Linked DNA regions of Homo sapiens: region 1 is linked to region 2. A link is an interaction called in ENCODE POLR2A ChIA-PET data of the cell type or tissue named here. Cell type or tissue: Panc1. All regions are shown on one strand. Each heading gives the region's core, and the rest is flanking DNA. Links, peaks and the distances in the headings are about the cores only.

Region 1 (9,515 bases), core at 813-8,812, 180 kb before region 2:
GCCTCGATTCTTCCACTGTGTTCCTCAGCCACCATCCCTCAGAGCCTCGATTCTTCCTCTGTGCAGTGGGGGCCTGGGTGAGCTTCAGTATTAAGTCTTCCATTTCTCACATGCTCAGATTGTGGAATCTTTCCACAAAATCCAGTATCAAATATGTAGAATTATAAACTTGAACAACTGAATATTAATCTGTTACCAGTATACAAGGAAGCCCATGAACTTCTGGACCCTGAACTCCAAAATTTCAGAAAGTCTCCTTCTCTCAGTACACACAAACATACACACACATCTATGGCAGAGGTTTGTGGAATACCCCTTAAAGCAGGGGATTCTGGGGAAGTGGCCACAATTGTACCTCACACTTGGGTTTTCCTCTGATTTGGGCATTTGTCTGAAGGCAGGATAACCCACCCCTGCTACATGAAGCATCAGACACACACAATTACATACAAATAAAAGCCCATTTCTTATGCTATATATGTATCATACATGTACTATGTATGTACCATACACACACGCTGGCACCACAAGGCATGGTCTCCATCGGGCATGTATGACCAGCTATCTTCAGAATTCCAGGCCTGCCTGCCCCTTTTGGCCAGAGGAATGAAATATTTCTCTTCATGGAATCGTAACTGCACACCAAATGCATTGAGAGACTCTCTGTTCACCTGGTGAGTCACTTTTCTGTTTTATCAGGGAAGCATGGCCAAGAATGTGATCTAGATACTCATCCACCTTTATAACACAAAATTTTCCAGAGAATTATAGATAGCAAAACTGTGTCTAAATACATTCTCTCAATGTTGATACTGTCAAAATATGGCCACTCTCACCTTTACTTCTTTGACCTTTATGGCCTAAGACTTTCACTGTTAGCATTCCATAAAACTTCCAGGCAACCACTCCCAAAAGTAAATGTGTGTTCAGAGAAAAATGTCTGTCTTATTCTACATCCCAACATTTCCAAACTAGCTCTTCTGTGGTGGCAGATTCCACTTCTACCAGGAAGCCTGCCTCTATTAATCTAACCCATTTTCTAAACTTGTATTATTTCCTTCCTCAAATACTTTTGTAATTAGCATAATCAAAATCCAGTAGGTCTGTCCTGTCTTCCTCATTTAGAAGGCAAGCTCCCCATGTCTGTCATATTTATCCCCAGGAGTCTAAAACCCTGTGGCATCAATTCTATGATGTGCAAGAAATGCCTGCTGCCAGCCAGCTTGCCTTTGTCCAATTACCCAGGCCCTACCAGAGATCCACTCACTCGGGCACGTCTGCCCATCACTTATCACAGTTAAATACAGCCATTACGTGCTGGCTGCGGCAACGCTGTTTATCTGGGACAATAACGAGTCCCTGAGGACTGGATTGCTCTCAGGTAGCCGCAGCTATTCTGGGACACTCACAAGGGTAGAGCCCTGCGGTCAATGAACAGAGCCGCCTGCACTAGCTGATAAACTCTGAGTGTGATGCCAGATAGTGGTCCCCACACCAAACCCATCCCAGGAAGGAAGGTTTTTACCAAAACACGATTCCTTCTCTCCTCCATCAACCATTGCTTCATGAAGAGTTTTTAAATGGCTTTTGCAGGATAGAAATTGTTCTCATTTTTGAAGAGGATGACATCTCTTTTCTTATAGCTCATTAACTGATGAAGATACGTGGGAGATACTGGAGGTTTGGTTCTAGACCACTGCAATAAAGTGAGCATTGCAATAAAGCAAGTCACATGCATTTTTTTGGAGGGTTTCCCAGTGCATATAAAAGTTATGTTTATACTATACTGTAGTCTATTAAATGTGCAGTAGCATTATGTCTAAAAAACAATTTACATTTCTTAATTTAAAATACTTTATTTGTAAAAAAAAAAAAATGCTAACAATCATCTGAGCCTTCAGCAAACCATAACCTTTTTGCTGGTGGAGAGTCTTGCCTTGATACTGACGGCTGCTGACTAATCAGGGTGGTGGTTGCCAAAGGCTGGGGTGGCTGTGGCAATTTCTTAAAATAAGACAACAATAAAGTTTGCCACATTGGTTGATTCTTCCTTTCACAAAGGATTTCTCTGTGTCATGCCATGCTATTTGATAACATTTTACCCACAATAGAACACTTTCAAAACTGAGTCAATCCCTGCTGCTGTTTTATCAACTAAGTTTATGGAATAGTCTAAATCCTTTGTTGTAATTTCATCATTGTTCACAGCATCTTTACCAGGAGCAGATTCTATCTCTAGAAACCAATTTCTTTGTTCATTCTTAAGAAGCAACTCCTCATCTGTTCAAGTTTGATCGTGAGATTGCAGCAATTCAGCCACATATTTAGGTTCCCCTTGTAATTCTCTTGCTATTTCTATCATATCTGCAGCTACTTCCTCCACTGAACTCTTGAACCCTTCAAAGTCATCCACGAGTGTTGGAATAAACTCCTTCCAAACTCCTGTTAATGTTGATATTTTGACCTCCTCCTATGAATCACAAATGTTCTTAATGGCATCTAGAATAGTGAATCCTTTCCAGAAGATTTTCAATGTACTTTGCCCAAATCTGTTAGAGGCATCACTATCAATGGCAGCTAGAGCCTTATGAAGTGTATCTCTTAAATGATAAGACTTGGAAGTCAAAATTCCTCCTTGATCCATGGGCTGCAGAATGAATGTTGTGTTAGCAGGCATGAAAACAATTAATTTCTTTGTACCGCTCCATCAGAGCTCTTGGATGACCAAATGCATTGTCAATAAGCAGTAATGTTTTAAAAGAATTATTTTTTCCTGAGCAGTGGGTCTCAACAGTGGGTTTAAAATATTCAGTAAACCATGGTATCAAGAGATGTGCTGTCACCCAAGCTTCGTTGTTCCACTGACAGAGCTCAAGCAGAGTAGATTTAGCATAATTCTTAAAGGCCCTAGGATTTTCAGAACAGTAAGTGAACACTGGCTTCCACTTAAGGTCACCGGCAGCATTAGCCCCTACCAAGAGAGTCAGCCTGTCCTTTGAAGCTTTGAAGTCAGGCATTGACTCCTCTCTATCTATGAAAGTCCTAGTTGGCATCTTCTTTCAATATAAAGCTGTTTTATCTATATTGAAAATCTATTGTCTAGTGTAGTCACCTTCATCAATGATCTTAGCTAGATCTTCTGGGTAGTTTGCTGCAGCTTCTACATCAGCACTTGCTGCTTCACCTTGCACTTTGATGTTATGGAGACAGCTTCTTTCTTTAAAGCTCATGAACCAACCTCTGCTAGCTTCAAAATCTTTTTCTGCAGCTTCCTCCCCTCTCTCAGTCTTCAGTGATGAAGAGAGTTAGGGCCTTGCTCTGGATTAAGTTTTGGATTAAGGAAATATTGTGGTCGGTTTGATCTTCCACCCAGACCACTCAAATTTTCTCTATATCAGCAATAAGGCTGTTTTGCTTTCTTATCATTTGTGTCTTCACTGGAGTAGCATTTTTATTTATTTGTTATTTAGAGACAATATCTCAGTCACTCAGGCTGGAGTGCAGTGGCATGATCACAGCTCACTGCAGCCTCAAATTCCCAGGCTCAGGTGATCCTCCCACCTCAGCCTCCTGAGTAATTGGGACTACAGGTGTGCACCATCACACCCAGCTAATTTTTCATATTTTTTGTAGAGACAGGGTTTTGCCATGTTTCCCAGGCTAATCTTGAACTCCTGGGCTCAAGCGATCCGCCAGCCTCAGCCTCCCAAAGTGCTGGGATTATTACAGGTTTGAGCCATTGTGCCTAGCCATGGAGTAGCAATTTTAGTTTCCTTCAAGGACTTTTTCCTTGCATTCACAACTTGATTGGCACAAGTAGCCTTGCTTTTGGCCTGTCTTGGCTTTCAATATGCCTTCCTCACTAAGTTTAATCACTTCTAGCTTTTGATTCAAAATGAGAGACATGGGTCTCCTCCTTTCACTTAAACATTTAGAGGCCCTCCTTTCACTTAAACATTTAGAGGCCATCATAGAATTATTAACTGGCCTACTTTCAATCTTGTATCTCAGGAAATAGGGAGGCCCAAGGAGAAGGAGAAAGATGGGGGAACAGCCAGTTGGTGGAGCAGTCAGAACATACCCAACGTTTATTGACTAAGTTTACCTCTTACATGGGTGCAGTTCATGGTGTCCCAAAACAATGACAATAGTAACATCCAAGATCACTGATCACAAATCACCATAACAGATATGATAATGAAAATGTTTGAAACATTGTGAGAATTACCAAAATGTGACACAGAGACATAAAGTGAGCACATGCTGTTGGAAAAATGGCATTGATAGACTTGACAGGGTTGCCACAAACCTTCCATTTGTACAAAGGCAATATTCGTGAAGCGTAATAAAGCGAAGCATGATAAAGTGAGATATGCCTGCAACTGAAAAACATTCCTTCTCCTTTCGAGTCTATAGCTCATGGTAAGGAGAGGGTATGGGAGCCAAGGGTGAGTTTCATCTTAGCTCAGTGTTAGGCTCTGGTCTGAATCGCAGCTTCATCACTGTGATGCTACTCACCCTATGGCTCTGAGAAGCTAAGGTTCCTGAGTACTAAAAATAAAATAAAAATAACAATAAAAATTAACCAATTATAAGGCCTTGTTTTCTTTAATTTTTAAATAACTTTTTCTTTTAGCTATATCCCTTATTTTACTTGTTAATCAGTAAAAATTACAACCATGTAAGACTCCCTACTGGGATAACTCTATCTTTAAGTCTTCATTTTACAAATGAAAATGTTGTTTTCCTTTGCTGGTTCTATGGGTTAGGGGAGAGCAGTCTGTTTTTTCTTATAAGTGGTCATTGCTATTTCTTGCTGACCTCTAAAAGTTTCTGAGGGGCGAAGAACCCAGAACTACGGAGCCCCTTCTTGTGCACTCACTTAAGTAAGTCCTTATCTTCACCTTGGACAATGGATCCTCTTTACTAAGTTCTTTCCAGAACCTGGAAGTTTAAGCAAACCAAATGACCAGGTCTCTGGTAGGCCCTCTTCCAAAACCATGGAGGGATTCATGACTAACAGTGTAGTTTTCTTTTTTCTTTCTTCTTCTTTTTTTTTTTTTTAACAAACACACTATAGCAGATGGCTCTGTTCACTCCCAAAAAAGAAAAATAGAATAAAGAAGAATTACATGATAGAGCTGTTCTGCAGGAAATTTTGAACAAGAGCCTAGGTCCTATGCCCTGGCTTTCAGAACTAAGTACTTCCCATTGTGGTTTATGTCTTCAATGAAAGGAGTTTTCTTTTTTTTTTTGAGACAGGGTCTTGCTCTGTCACCCAGGTTGGAGTGCAGTGGCACCATCATGGCTCACTGCAGCCTCAACCTCTTGGGCTCAAGTGATCTCAGCCTCCCAAGTAGCTGGGACCACAGGCATGTACCACCAAGCCTGGCTAATTTTTTTCTGATTTTTTGTAGAAATGGGGTCTCCCTGTGTTGCCCAGACTGGTCTCAAATTCTTGGGCTCAAGTGATCCTCCTGTCTTGGCCTCTAGGCCTTGCAAAGTGCTGGGATTACAGGCATGAGCCATGGCTCCTGATGGTTTTTTTTTTTTTTTTTTTTTTTTTTTGGTAGTGGGGGCGGGGCAAGGTCTTGCTCTGTCACCCAGGCTGGAGGACAGCTGCATGATCATAGCTCACTGCAGCCTCAAACTCCTGGGCCTCAGCCTCCTGAGTAGCTGGGTCTACAGGCATGCCCAGTTAATTTTTAAATTTTTTGTAGAGATGGGGTCTCAAACTCCTGGGCTCATGATCCTCCCACCTCAGCCTTCCAAAGTCCTGAGATTACAGGCATGAGCCGCTGTGCCCAGACTAGGAGTCAAATTTTATTGCACACCTAATTTACATCAAATACAGCACCAGGCATTTTTATATACTTATTTCACTTGGAAGCAAACAGCAATGCTACTGAAATATTTATTACTATCTCCATTTTACAGATGAATAACTTTGCCAGGAAGGGTTGCCAGAAATAGGAAAAGGTGGATGGAAGTCCAGCTTCTAGAACCCCAAAGTCAAGTTTCCCCCTCCCGCTGGGAGAGCTGACCCCTAGCCTATGTTCCATCTCCCCCCTTCTTTGCCCTGACAGTAGGGTGGCAGGGTCACAATGTCAGAGCTGTATAGTGCCTTAGAGACATACATGGCCTAACACCCTGCATTTGCAAACAAGAACTCTGAAAAGTTTTTCATAAGAAAAAAAAAAAACCACACATTTTCATCAAGTCTCATCCAACACACGAACTAGCTGATGTCAGTTCATGGAACTCAGCAGGCCCCTGGCCCACAGCTCTGCTCCCCTCTCCCCACTGTGACTACAGGAGCAGGTGTCACTGTGTCCCTGTTAAAGTGGGAGATGCTAAATCCTAGATGAATTTAGAGACTCATTCAAGGGGTCAGTGGAAAGGACAGGGTCCTTGTCCTTTTCTGATTTCTACCACCCTGACTCTCAAGACTGCGGCCTTCCAAAAATTCTGCCTGTGACAAAAAAGCCAGATGTTTACTGTGTTAAGATTAAGTGTGTTACTTCTCTATGTTATATGAACAGAGGCATTCTAGGTAAAAGAGAAAGAATACAGAGAAAAAAGCAGCTTCATGTGGCAAGTAGCTTTGACCTGTGGGTCAACGGCAGATTTTAGGATTTAGATGAGGTCTGGGAAAGCAGTCTTCTCCACACTTGATTCATTCTTTATGACCAGCCCATTAGCAGAGAGAGGGAGGGAGAAAGCTTCATATTAGTACAAATGCCATTGCAAAATGTAAGAGCTATAATACTGATTTCTCCCCCAACAGCAAAAATGATGGAGAGTGTGGTTACTAACTGCTTTCCTGCAACCCTTTAACCTCTCAACCCTAGATGTTCAGGCACAACCTATTTTCTCTCTGGAATTGGCTTCCTGATGTGAGGAAGCCATGCCGTGGGTGGCAAAAATATGACTCTGGTGCTTGGCACAGGGCATGTAACTGAAGCAGCTGCGGTCAGATCCCATGTTCCACCGAGAGGAAAGGCAGATGAGGACTCAGGTTCTAATCCTGGCTGCGCCACCCTGTGACCTTGGGCACTCGCTCTCTTTGTTGCAGTCTCGACTTGTAAAAGTGGAACCAGAGATTTTATGAGAATTTCTGGAATGGTTTCCCTAACCTCTGAGGTTGACAACGTGGAAGTGTTTCATTATTTTCCATTACACATCCAAGGGAAGAAGTTCTGGGCTGTAGGGGCTATCATGACAATTTTTGTAATAAGCATCTACTACGAGCCAGGTAGCTCCCGGACATTTTAACTTGTTATTTACATTGGAGCTGATAACTGCACAAAGTAGGGGTTATTATCTTCATTTTTTACACATAAGCCATGGACAGTGGTTTTGCATGGAAACTCTGGAGCCAGGCTGCCAGTCGTATCTCAGCACTGCCATTTACTGGCCACATGACTCTGGGTGGCATACTTAACCTCTCCAAGCCTCAGTCTCTTCATCTGCAAAATGGGCTTAATAATGCTAAGTCTCATGCATTGTTGGTATGTAGCATTTAAACACTGCCTACATGTAGAAAGTGTTCAATAAATATTAGCTATTATAATTATTTAATGAGAAAATGCAGGCCCAGAGAGGTTATAAAACTTGTCCAAATCCTCACAGCTGGTAAGTGACCCAGCCAGTTTTCAAACCCAGGCAGGTCTCACTCCAGCCCCAAGCTCTGTCCTTAGGCAATGCATCCTTTCTAACAGGATGGCAACTGCCATTTTAGGGCATCTGTGATGAGCCACACTTTATACATTTCCTTACCTGTCTCTTACAGCAATCTCATTACTCATGACATAGAGACTGAGGCTCAGAGAGCTGAAGTCCCTTTCTCCCTCACCTGGTAAGTGTCTCTGCTGGGATACGAACCCAAGCTGGCCCAACTCCAGAGCAGATATTCTTTTCCACTAAACCACACTGCCACCTTCCTTCACCACCAGGAGCCCACTGGCACCACATGTGGAAGCTTCTGAAGGTTTACAGCCTGGAAAGTCAAAAAAGAGAAGAGGACATATCCAAAAGGTTGCCAAACTTTCTTAAAAGTAGCCGCAGGCCATGGGAGGATCTGATTCTGATGCTGAGAAAATCTCCGGAGATGTCTAAGGAATATAGAGCAAGCCCCCTGAGCCTTTCTGCTGCCCTTCGGTCTAAGGACAGACAGTCTAGGCATCGCTGTGTAACCTCCACATTCCACATTCGTGAAGTCCGCTGCTGCAAGAGCCAGGGCCTGCCTCTGTGCATGCATGAAACAGCAGCCCACATCTGCCCTTCCCTGCTGGCTTAAGGCTCAGAGCTGCTGGTTGGTCAGAAGGGTGGGGCCTCTGTTTCTGTGGCCATCTGGAGCCAAGCCAGCATCTTCCTTCTTTAGATCCTGGAATGGTCTGTTGATTGTGAGATTTCCTTCCACCGTGCATTGTGACATTTCCTTAGGCCCACTTAGCACAAAGAAAGTTCTTCTCACTGTCCAGAGACAATGGCTTTCCATACTTAACCCATAGATCTGGCAGCGCATGTCCCTCGCACTCCAGCGATGACGTTCTGCAATGTTTAGAATCAACTGCTGGCAATTAGCCTGCCATCAGAATGCAACCATCAGCTTTAGCAATGTCAGTCTTTCAGTCTACAAAGAGCTGCTCAAGTAATTTTCCTCAAACACAGATTTCATCTTGTCATTCTTGTGCTTGAGGCCACAGTGACGTTGCCCAATGTATTGAGTACAAATTCCCCAAACTCCTGTTCTACCACCTTCCCACTCTCCTCCAGCCTCATGCTTCTCACCCTCTGTGGTCAAGCCCTTTGTTCCAGCCAAGTGAACCGGAAGGTCATCCCTAATACAGCTTGCTCTTTTCTGTGTCTGTGCCCTTTAACATGCTACTTCACCCCTCATTTCTCCACCCCTGATCGCCAGCCCACATCCCTCCTCAGGTTCAGAATTCAGAATTCATCGACCAGAAGGCACTACATCAAGGCAGCTTCATTAGCTGTTCCTCTATGGAGACGCTTTCATTCATGTGATCACTGAATACTTGTGTGCTCATTCTTCCAGCCCCTGTGCTAGGCACTTGGTTACAACAATGAGTGAACTGGACCCGGTCCCTGCTCTTGCGAAGCCTACTGTCTGCAGTGTCACATCAGTTTGCAGGTTCTGCATGTTGCTTGTAAAAGTGACCTTGGCTTTTTTTTTTGTCTCTCAGTAGGTTATTAGTTCTTCAAATCAAGTCAAGGACTCCTGCCACACACCCTCCCCTACTTTTTTTCTTTTCTCTCTTTCCCTCTCTCTCTCTCATCTTTTAATAACACAGACCTGAGCAAAGTCAGCATTAGATATTGTTAGTGCAAAATGGATATGTTTTACCCTCTAGGGAAATAAATGAAGACTATCTCTGAACTATGAATGAGCAAAAGGGGACTGCTTCCCTCTGTTTGGATATGATGAGGAGTTATTAAGTTTCGCAGATTGTAATATATGAATTAAGTATACATTTAGGATTTATAAAATC
Region 2 (9,515 bases), core at 403-8,402:
GTGGCTCACGCCTGTAATCCCAGCACTTTGGGAGGCCGAGGCGGGCAGATCACGAGGTAAGGAGATCGAGACCATCCTGGCTAACACGGTGAAACCCCATCTCTACTGAAAATACACACACACACACAAATTATTATTGATTTGAAGTTAGGAGAACTTTTCCTTGAAAAGTGGAGAATAATAATAATATTAATAAGTTTATGTTATAAACTTACTATGTGCCAGGCACTGATCATACTTTATGAACTCAGGCTACTCTTCAAAATTACCCATTGCCATAGGTATTGCTGTTCTTCCCAATAAGAAAACAACAGTACTGAGAAGTTACATAATTTGCCCAACATTGTACTGTTGGTTAACAGCAAAGCTGGGACTCAAACACAGGGCATCTGGCTCCCATGACTGATCACTTGTCACTGAGCTGTGTCACTATCCATGGGAAGAGCATCTTTTGTAGAGCTGTTCTTTGTTTAGACTTTGGGGACCCAATGTCTTTTATTCTTAGACAAATAAAGCAACTTTTACTTCCTTTGACATCAGCATATTCCTTTTATTTCGTCATGCACTTCAAATCTATTACTCCCAACATAGTCATACTAGCCCTATAATGTTCAGACATATTTATTACAGATGTTTATTTATGGCATGATTTCAAAGAACAGAAAACACTAGAGTAAGCTCTTCTGCTTGATTTAAACCAGGATAATTTTGAGAAACAGCTCTGACACTGTAGTAGTTGACAATGACATCTCTTTTATGTGAGTGTCAGTTTCTGGGCAATAACCTTACATAAATTGCCCTAGTCACCTGATTTTCTCAAAAGGTCTTTTACAAATTCTTTGCAGCCTAGCCAGTTGATATCTCTTCCATACTGCCATATTGCCAAGGTTAATAAAGGAGTCTCTCTCTCTCATTTATGACACATTGCTTTATATGAAAGAAATAGTTTTTATTTTTTAATTATTTTTATTATTTTTATTTTTGAGACGGTGTTTTGCTCTTGTTGCCTAGGCTGGAGTGCAATGGCGCGATCTCGGCTCACCGCAACCTCCGCCTCCCGGGTTCAAGTGATTCTCCTGCCTCAGCCTCCTGAGTAGCTGGGATTACAGGCATGTGCCACCACGCCTGGTTAATTTTGCATTTTTAGTAGAGATGGGGTTTCTCCATGTTGGTCAGGCTGGTCTCAAACTCTTGACCTCAGGTGATCAGCCCGCCTCAGCCTCCCAAAGTGCTAGGATTACAGGCATGAGCCACTGCACCCAGCCTAAGAAATAGTTTTTAAAGGTCCATTTACCTATGGCCACATCATAATAGGCTTTGAATATGTGACTTTAATTTGGGGGGACTGTTAATAGCTATTTCTAAAAAGAAATTAGGGTGAGTCTACATGGGGCTTCAAATTGACTTAACTGAATTGGTCATTGAACTTATGAACAGAATGCCTTGAACAGAAAAAACAGAGTTTTTTCACTAAATTTTTGAAAAATGATTTATTAGAATTAACTGACCAAACTGATTTATTTTTTTTAACCATGGAAACACCCATCCCTGAATGAAACACTTTCCAATTTTAGAGGAAATTGTATTTTAAGACAGAGGGAATATTGTCATATAATTTAGGGGTTATATTTATTACTCTAGGGCAGCTGTTACTGACAAGATGCCTTAACAACTCTATATAATTTGAAGTTATCGTCCATATACATGTAATAAATGCTGTATGTTTTCATCCCTCCGTTACCTGATATTACCTATATCTGCCTTCTATGCAACAGAAAGAGAGTTTTCTGTATTCAGATCTGCCAGAATTTCTCTAGAACCCTAGAAAATGGAGTCTAACCAATATTTATTTAAAAATAAAGGAGAAAGGAACAAAGAAATGCAGAAACAAGAGAGAGAGAGAAAGCCAACAAAAAGTAACAGAAATAAAGAGTAGAGTATTTTATTTTTTTCTATAATAGTGATTCTCAACCTGGCTGTATATTAGAACCTCCTGGAGAGTATTTGAAAAATACTGATATCTGGTCCTCAAGCCCAGAGATCAGCTGGGTGTGGTTACTTTGCTATTCATGAGGAACATTTAAACAGTAATGGAGAGCCAGCTAGACTTGTAGTACTGGAGACATTCTCTACTCTGTGCTTCCTGATCGTCTCATTATAAATAAAGTACAACTCAAGTAACTTCTGATTTTGAGTATGATGGTGGAGTGGAAATGGGAATGGAGCATAAAGACCTAGCTTGTTCATTCATTATTCATTCAACTGATGAACAAATATTTATGTGGTGCCTATTCTTTGGCAGATACAGTATTGAGTTCTGGGGATGCAGTGGCAAACATAACGATTCAAGAAGCATGACAGGGCCCTGTCTGAAATCTTGTGTGTGTGTGTGTGTGTGTGTGTGTGTGTTTAATTTTTTTGTAGAGACAGGATCTCACTTTTGTCCAGGCTGGTCTTGAACTCCTGGCTTCAAGTGATCTTCCTGCCTTGGACTCCCAAAGTGCTGGAATTACAGGCAGAAGCCACCACGACCAGCCTAGGGCCTCAAGTTTTAACCTGTGTTAATGCCAAGATCAATCAGGTTGGTAGGAAGCAAGTAAGTGGAGAAGATGAAATTACCTTAAGGAACAAGTCAGTTTACTAGCTAATTTTGTTCATGGAATAAAAACATTTTGGCACTTAAATGGACTCAAGAGATTATTGACTTCTGTTTTACAAATGAGTAATTTTAAACTCAGGGTGTTAAGTAACTAGCCTCTGATCATACAGTTAATTTAGGACAGAGGTGTAGAACCTAGATGGCTATTTTATAATACTGTCTACAATTCAAGTAAAAACCCTCTCAGCGGATTTTTCTTTTCATTCTAAGTTTCTAAAAGAAAATAGTCCCCCAGAAAGAGCCTTTGTAAAAGAAAAGGACCAACTTCTTCCCCTGTTGAGCTAATCCTAGTGTGAAATTAACTAGCAGCACCGCTAGTCAATTCCACAAGTCAATTCCACACTGCTGCCCTGTAGGGAGAGAAACTAGAAAAAAGGAGAGTAGGTCTTGGTCCATTTCCTCTCTAACTACAGTTGTTCTAAGGTCAAACACTTAGAACATTAAAGGAAATGGCAAGAAAGGACTATTGTGAATATGAGGAGTGAGGATCTGAGACGGGAAGACTTAAAAATTAAACCAAAGAGAACAACTGCAATAAAGAATTACAGTTCTAACTTCCCACACCATCTTTGAGGGCTAATCTACAATATGGAAAGTGCATTCAGCTATCTTCCTAGTGATAAGGGAAATGCATATCTACACCATAATGAGATTCTGTTTTATACCCATTTGTGTAGAAATTTTAAGAAATCTGACAGTATCAAGTGATGAGAGGATCTCTCAAAAATGGCTGGTGGAAGTGTAAATTGGTATAGCCACTTTGGAAAGCTGTTTGGCTCATTCATCTACTCTACAACCAAGCAATTCCAATGCTAGATATAAATCCTTGCCATGTGCACCTGGAGGCATTTGTAAACCTGTTCATGGCAGCATTGTTGTAATAGAAAACACCCCAGAGCAAACCCAATGTCCACTGACAGAAGAGTGGATATGGATACTATACAACAGTCAAAACAAATGAACTGCCACTATGTATGTATGATTTGGGTGAATCTTGGCAAAATAATGTTGAATAAATTAAAAAGGCCACAGAAAATTACATCTGGCATGAAACTTCATTTTTAACTTAAAACTAACAAACTACTGTTAAATGACATATTTTTAAGAATACATATATTATTAAATTATATTTTTGAAAAGTGATGGAATGACAAATACAAGATTTGGGATAAAGATTTATTTGGTAAGTAAGGGGAAAGGGATGGAGAAAGGTCACATAGATAGAAGTAAGCTATGATCAATATTCTAGTTCTTGTGTTAGTGGCAGGTTCACTTTATGTATTAAATTATAAAAAGATTAATAGATAATTGTATCAGTAATTTACTGCAGCATAATAAGTTACCTAATAATTTAGTAACTTAAATATACTTCTTTTAACATACTTCTTTCATCTATTTTTCCCTTCCTGAAGTGTCTTAAAGCACATTCCTGGCATTGTGTTATTTTATCCCTATATACATTAGTATCCATCACTTAAAAATATGAACATTTTCTTATAGACTCACATGTACAATTAATAAGTCTTTTGCAATACCTAGTGTATGAAAACTATATTCAAATTTCTTTGAGTGTCTCAAAACTTACATTTAACAGTTAGTTAGAATGAGAATCCAAACAAGGTCTACACATTACACTTGGTTTGCTCTGCCTCTTAAAATCTTTCAACCTAGGGGAGTCCCTTTACTCCCTTCTTCCTCCCTTGTCCTGTTGAAGAGACCCAGGCAGTTGGCTTGCAGACTATCCCATAGGCTGGATTTGTCCATTGGCTTCCTTGTTATGCCATTTTACTTATTTCTACCTCTCCTATGTTTCTAGAAGATTGGAAGTTAGTCCTCAAGACTTGATGAGATTTAGATTCAACTGTTTTGGCTAAAATATTTCTTAGGTGGTGGTATGTATTTCATAAAGCACCATATCAGGAGGCACATATGGGTGGACTCCCCACTCATAGTGACACTGAGATTGATTAATAGTTACAGGTGGTGTTAGCCTGAGACCTTCATTGCAGGGTTCCCTATCAGCCTTCCATTTTGATAATTGTTGCCTAAATCAACTAATTCATGAGGAATTGTAAAATGGTGATTTCCTAATTCTATTACTTCTCTTTTATTTGACGTAATTATTTTTATAAAGTAGAACTTTCCTTCATCAATCTGGGACATCTGATTACCCCATTAGAAGTGGTTTGTTCCCTGTTTCTCATCCTCTCAGCCCACCTTTTACTAAAGCCATTGATGCAGCAACCTGCTTCCTGCAGGTGTAACCTGAGAGCATCTCTCCTCATCTGCATTGCATACATCTCAATTTCTGTCCCTGAGTTCCTCTGACACTATAAAGAAGGGACATTTGCCTAGCACTCACACATGACAGCTTAGAAGTATGAGGGGGCTCAGGCCCCAAGGAGGAAACTTGGACCAATGGAAGAAGGGAGCTAATAAGTAACTGCTCTCTTCTTGCATCAAGCTGACAATTATGAAGTATATTCTACATGGCTCAAGGCCTCATTGCCCACAGTGATGACAAACTAGAGAACACCCTTGTACTGACTCTCTCTGTTTCACTCTCCCTAGTCATCCACTTCTGCTTCCTGAGATCACTGTCCAAAATAAACTACCTAAAAAGTCAGCCCTTGTCTTAGGTTCAACTTTCAAGGGGGTAAGCCAGGCTAAGACATCACTAAATATAATTCACACAGGAAAGACAGGATAAATGCTCAATTCTTTTATTACATTGCAAATATTCAGAGTATTGTCCCAGTTACAGCTAATAATAAACTCATCGATTTATATGTAATCAATGAATTCCAATCAGTTGTAGTTCTTACTTTTTTGGGTAAGATTGTCCTCTTTTCAGCCAGTGGGAGCTCCTTTATGCTGATCCCTTTGTGCCTCTGACCTGTCCCTTTGGACTTTAATAGCTTCCTTGATTTCTGGCACAAGATGTTCAAGCTTCATCATACACATTTCTTGCCCCAGACAAAAATCTGCCATATCTCCAAAGAGCCTCATTTCTTTTCAACGGAAATGATGTTTTTTAAAGTAGAATGTGGCCAGGCGTGGTGGCTCACGCCTGTAATCCCAGCACTTTGGGAGGCTGAGGCAGGCAGATCACTTGAGGTCAGGAGTTCGAGACCAGTCTGGCCAACATGGCAAAATCCTATCTCTACTAAAAATATAAAAAAAATTGACAAATGGGATCTAATTAAACTAAAGAGCTTCTGCACAGCAGAAGAAACTACCATCAGAGTGAACAGGCAACCTACAAAATGGGAGAAAATTTTCACAACCTACTCATCTGACAAAGGGCTAATATCCAGAATCTACAATGAACTCAAACAAATTTACAAGAAAAAAACAAACAACCCCATCAAAAAGTGGGTGAAGGAGATGAACAGACACTTCTCAAAAGAAGACATTTATGCAGCCAAAAAAACACATGAAAAAATGCTCATCATCACTGGCCATCAGAGAAATGCAAATCAAAACCACAATGAGATACCATCTCACACCAGTTAGAATGGCGATCATTAAAAAGTCAGGAAACAACAGGTGCTGGAGAGGATGTGGAGAAATAGGAACACTTTTACACTGTTGGTGGGACTGTAAACTAGTTCAACCATTGTAGAAGTCAGTGTGGCGATTCCTCAGGGATCTAGAACTAGAAATACCATTTGACCCAGCCATCCCATTACTGGGTATATACCCAAAGGATTATAAATCATGCTGCTATAAAGACACATGCACACGTATGTTTATTGTGGCACTATTCACAATAGCAAAGACTTGGAACCAACCCAAATGTCCAACAACGATAGACTGGATTAAGAAAATGTGGCACATATACACCATGGAATACTATGCAGCCATAAAAAAGGATGAGTTCATGTCCTTTGTAGGGACATGGATGAAGCTGGAAACCATCATTCTCAGCTATCGCAAGGACAAAAAACCAAACACCGCATGTTCTCACTCATAGGTGGGAACTGAAAAATGAGAACACATGGACACAAGAAGGGGAACATCACACTCCGGGGCCTGTTGTGGGGTGGGGGGAGCGGGGAGGGATAGCATTAGGAGATATACCTAATGCTAAATGACGAGTTAGTGGGTACAGCACACCAACATGGCACATGTATACATATGTAACAAACCTGTACATTGTGCACATGTACCCTAAAACTTAAAGTATAGTAATAATAAAATTAAAAAAAATTAAAAAAAAAACACAGCTATGAATTGCGAGTGGCAGAAGAACATACAGAGAGGACCAGTCAGAAAGAAGGTCTGCATTTGAAATTCCACCCAGCACCTGGTCATTCTGTGCTTCTGGAGGCAACTGATGGAGCCTTCTCAGGGTATGTGGTGAATGCATAATTATAAAATACATAAGATAACCAAGAAAACAATTAAACTGGAAGTGTTTTCAAAATATAAAACATTCTAAATTTGTAAAATATATATATATTATATATATTTTATATATATATATATAAAATATATATATATAAATTAGCTGGGTGTGGTGGCACACACCTGTAGTCCCAGCTGCTCAGGAGGCTAAGGCATGCTAATCATTTGAACTCAGGAGGCTGAGGTTGTGGTGAGCTGAAATTGCGCCACTGCACTCCAGCCTGGGTGACAGAGAGAGACTGTGTCTCAAAAAAAAAAAAAAAAAAAGAATGTGAATGCTAAAGATGCTTATTACTACAAAATTGTCATTACTTCTAGGCCTTTCCAAGGGACAAAGGAAGTAAAATGCTTTTTTTCCCCTAATAATTCTTACTGGGATATAAGAAAAACATTTTTTAAAAAGAAAAGAATCATAAGTTCATATTCTTTCTAATTCAACTTTAATATTACATGGATTCTACTTACTCTGAAAATCACTGTTCCTAAAAACTCTAGTAATTTTTACCTATATATACATGAATAGTTTGAAAGTACTATAATAGTATCTGTATTTCAACCACCAATAAGACTATTGACTAAAGCTTAAGATATCTTTGTAGTTCTATTTATCCTGAGCATATATTCTGATTGTACAGTGAAAACAATATTTTCTAAAGTAATTAAAGTGTTTACTTGGTATGGTTATGCCACCAACTTAATATACAGTTAGATTATTTGTTTTCAAATTTTAGGAATTGCATTTTTCTTTCGGATTTGAAATTATTTTGAAAATGTAAAACATATACATGATTCTAAAATCAAAACCATATAGCCAAGGCTTATTCAGAGTAGTCTAGCTTCCACGCCTGTCTCCTCCACCTGTTTCCTCCTATTCCAAATATATGCAAATACTCATTTGTAGTTTAGCTATCTTACAAAAAAAAAGCACATATACTGTTCTGCACTTTGGTTTTTTTTTTTTTTTACACTAATATATATTCGGAGATCATTTCACCTCAGTGTAAAGAAATGGCCCTCGTTCTTTTTCACAGTTGCATAGTTTCATTGTGTAGATCTACTCGAGTTTGTTCAACCAATCTCTTATTTGGGGTTATCTGGATTGTTTCCAATCTTTTGCTATTACAAATAATACTGCAATGAATAACCTTGTGCTTAAGTCATTATTTGGGATATTTTCCTAGAATTGGGTTTCTAGGGCAAAGGGCAATATATATGTAATTTTGCTGAGGATTATCAAATTCCCTTCCATAGCTGCCATGTACCATTTTGCATTCTCAATGGCACTATGTGGCATCTCCATAGCCTGCTAACCAAGTAGGTGGTCAAACTTTTGGATTTTTGCCTCCTTTTATCATCTTTGCCCAAGATACACCACGACGCTTTCATCTGCCTTTGGAAGAACTCTCTCAGGATAAACAATAGGTGATTGTATTGAGGGTGACATAAGGAGGGTGGCTGCAATATCTCTATCTATTTCCACTCACCTAATCATGGAAATGCCAGCGCCCACAGCACTATCCTTGTTAAGAGCTTGTATTTTCCAAGGCTGGCTCGGGTTTCCAGCCAAAGAAAAGGACATCAAATATGACCTTACTTCTTTCTAAGGTCAGTAGAATGCAGAGTGCCCAGTGAGTTCTACTGGTATAAGCTTCAGAATCCTGAAAAAGGTAGAGGAGGAACTGTGATCATTTTTTGTCAGCGTGCTGTCTCCAAAACAACTCCGATGCCAAGGGGAAGTCCCTGAGTGTGGCTGAAAGTTTCCATAGGTTGTGGAGTGACCACTCTCTAACCTGCAGGGCTACTCACACCCAGGACTTCTTTTTTGCTGCTTTGTAGGAGTAAATGTCATGGATGGACACTGTTTTTTTCTTTCAGCATCTCCCATTTCCCAGTGGGCAATTTTGCACTCCAGGGTGACAGACATTTGGTAATGTTTGGAGACATACCTCGTTGTCACAACTTGGAAAGGGGTGCTGCTTAACATCTAGTACGTAGAGGTCAGGAATGCTACTCAACACCGTACAATACTCAGGACTGCCCCCCTTCCCCCAACAAAGAATTATCTGGTCCAAAACGCCAAAAATGCCAAGGCTGAGAAATCCTGCTGTATTCTTTCTTTATGCACACATTCACAGACATCTTTAATATAACTATTATCAGTGGCAGAGGAAGGGCAGAATCACAGATACTCCCCCTCCCTGTTTCTCCAAAAGTCACTAGCAATTCAGAAATTTCTTTAATCATAAAGACTCTAAGGAATTATATATTTATCTGGGAGATTAAAGAACAAATACCATTTTAACCTTCTAAAAACTGATTATCATTAAGTATAATGCAACCTTTTAACTGTAAGTATAAAGGAAAATGCTGATTATTTAAAGTAAATGGGACCCAAAGTCCCATGAATAATCAAAAACTTGGTTAATAGAGTATGACCAGAGAATAA

The links. Peaks named below come from ENCODE experiments on the same cell type or tissue, not always from the same donor. Only the 100,000 strongest peaks of a DNase experiment are listed, where the experiment ranks them.
Region 1: POLR2A ChIA-PET joins it to region 2 with 19 read pairs; 8 of 35 experiments call an interaction of 5 or more read pairs at or near these places.

What each region holds. Positions count from the first base shown.
Region 1 is chr6:107,645,217-107,654,731 of GRCh38, reverse strand. All of the region lies in intron 6 of SOBP (sine oculis binding protein homolog), which reads right to left. Among named protein-coding and RNA genes, the nearest start is that of SOBP, 160 kb to the right of the region's middle. In Panc1, for the core only: no CTCF peak of the experiment used is centred there; no DNase peak of the experiment used is centred there; H3K27ac peaks cover 3,963 bases.
Region 2 is chr6:107,461,712-107,471,226 of GRCh38, reverse strand. No RefSeq gene overlaps it. Among named protein-coding and RNA genes, the nearest start is that of PDSS2, 6.9 kb to the right of the region's middle. In Panc1, for the core only: no CTCF peak of the experiment used is centred there; no DNase peak of the experiment used is centred there; H3K27me3 peaks cover 513 bases.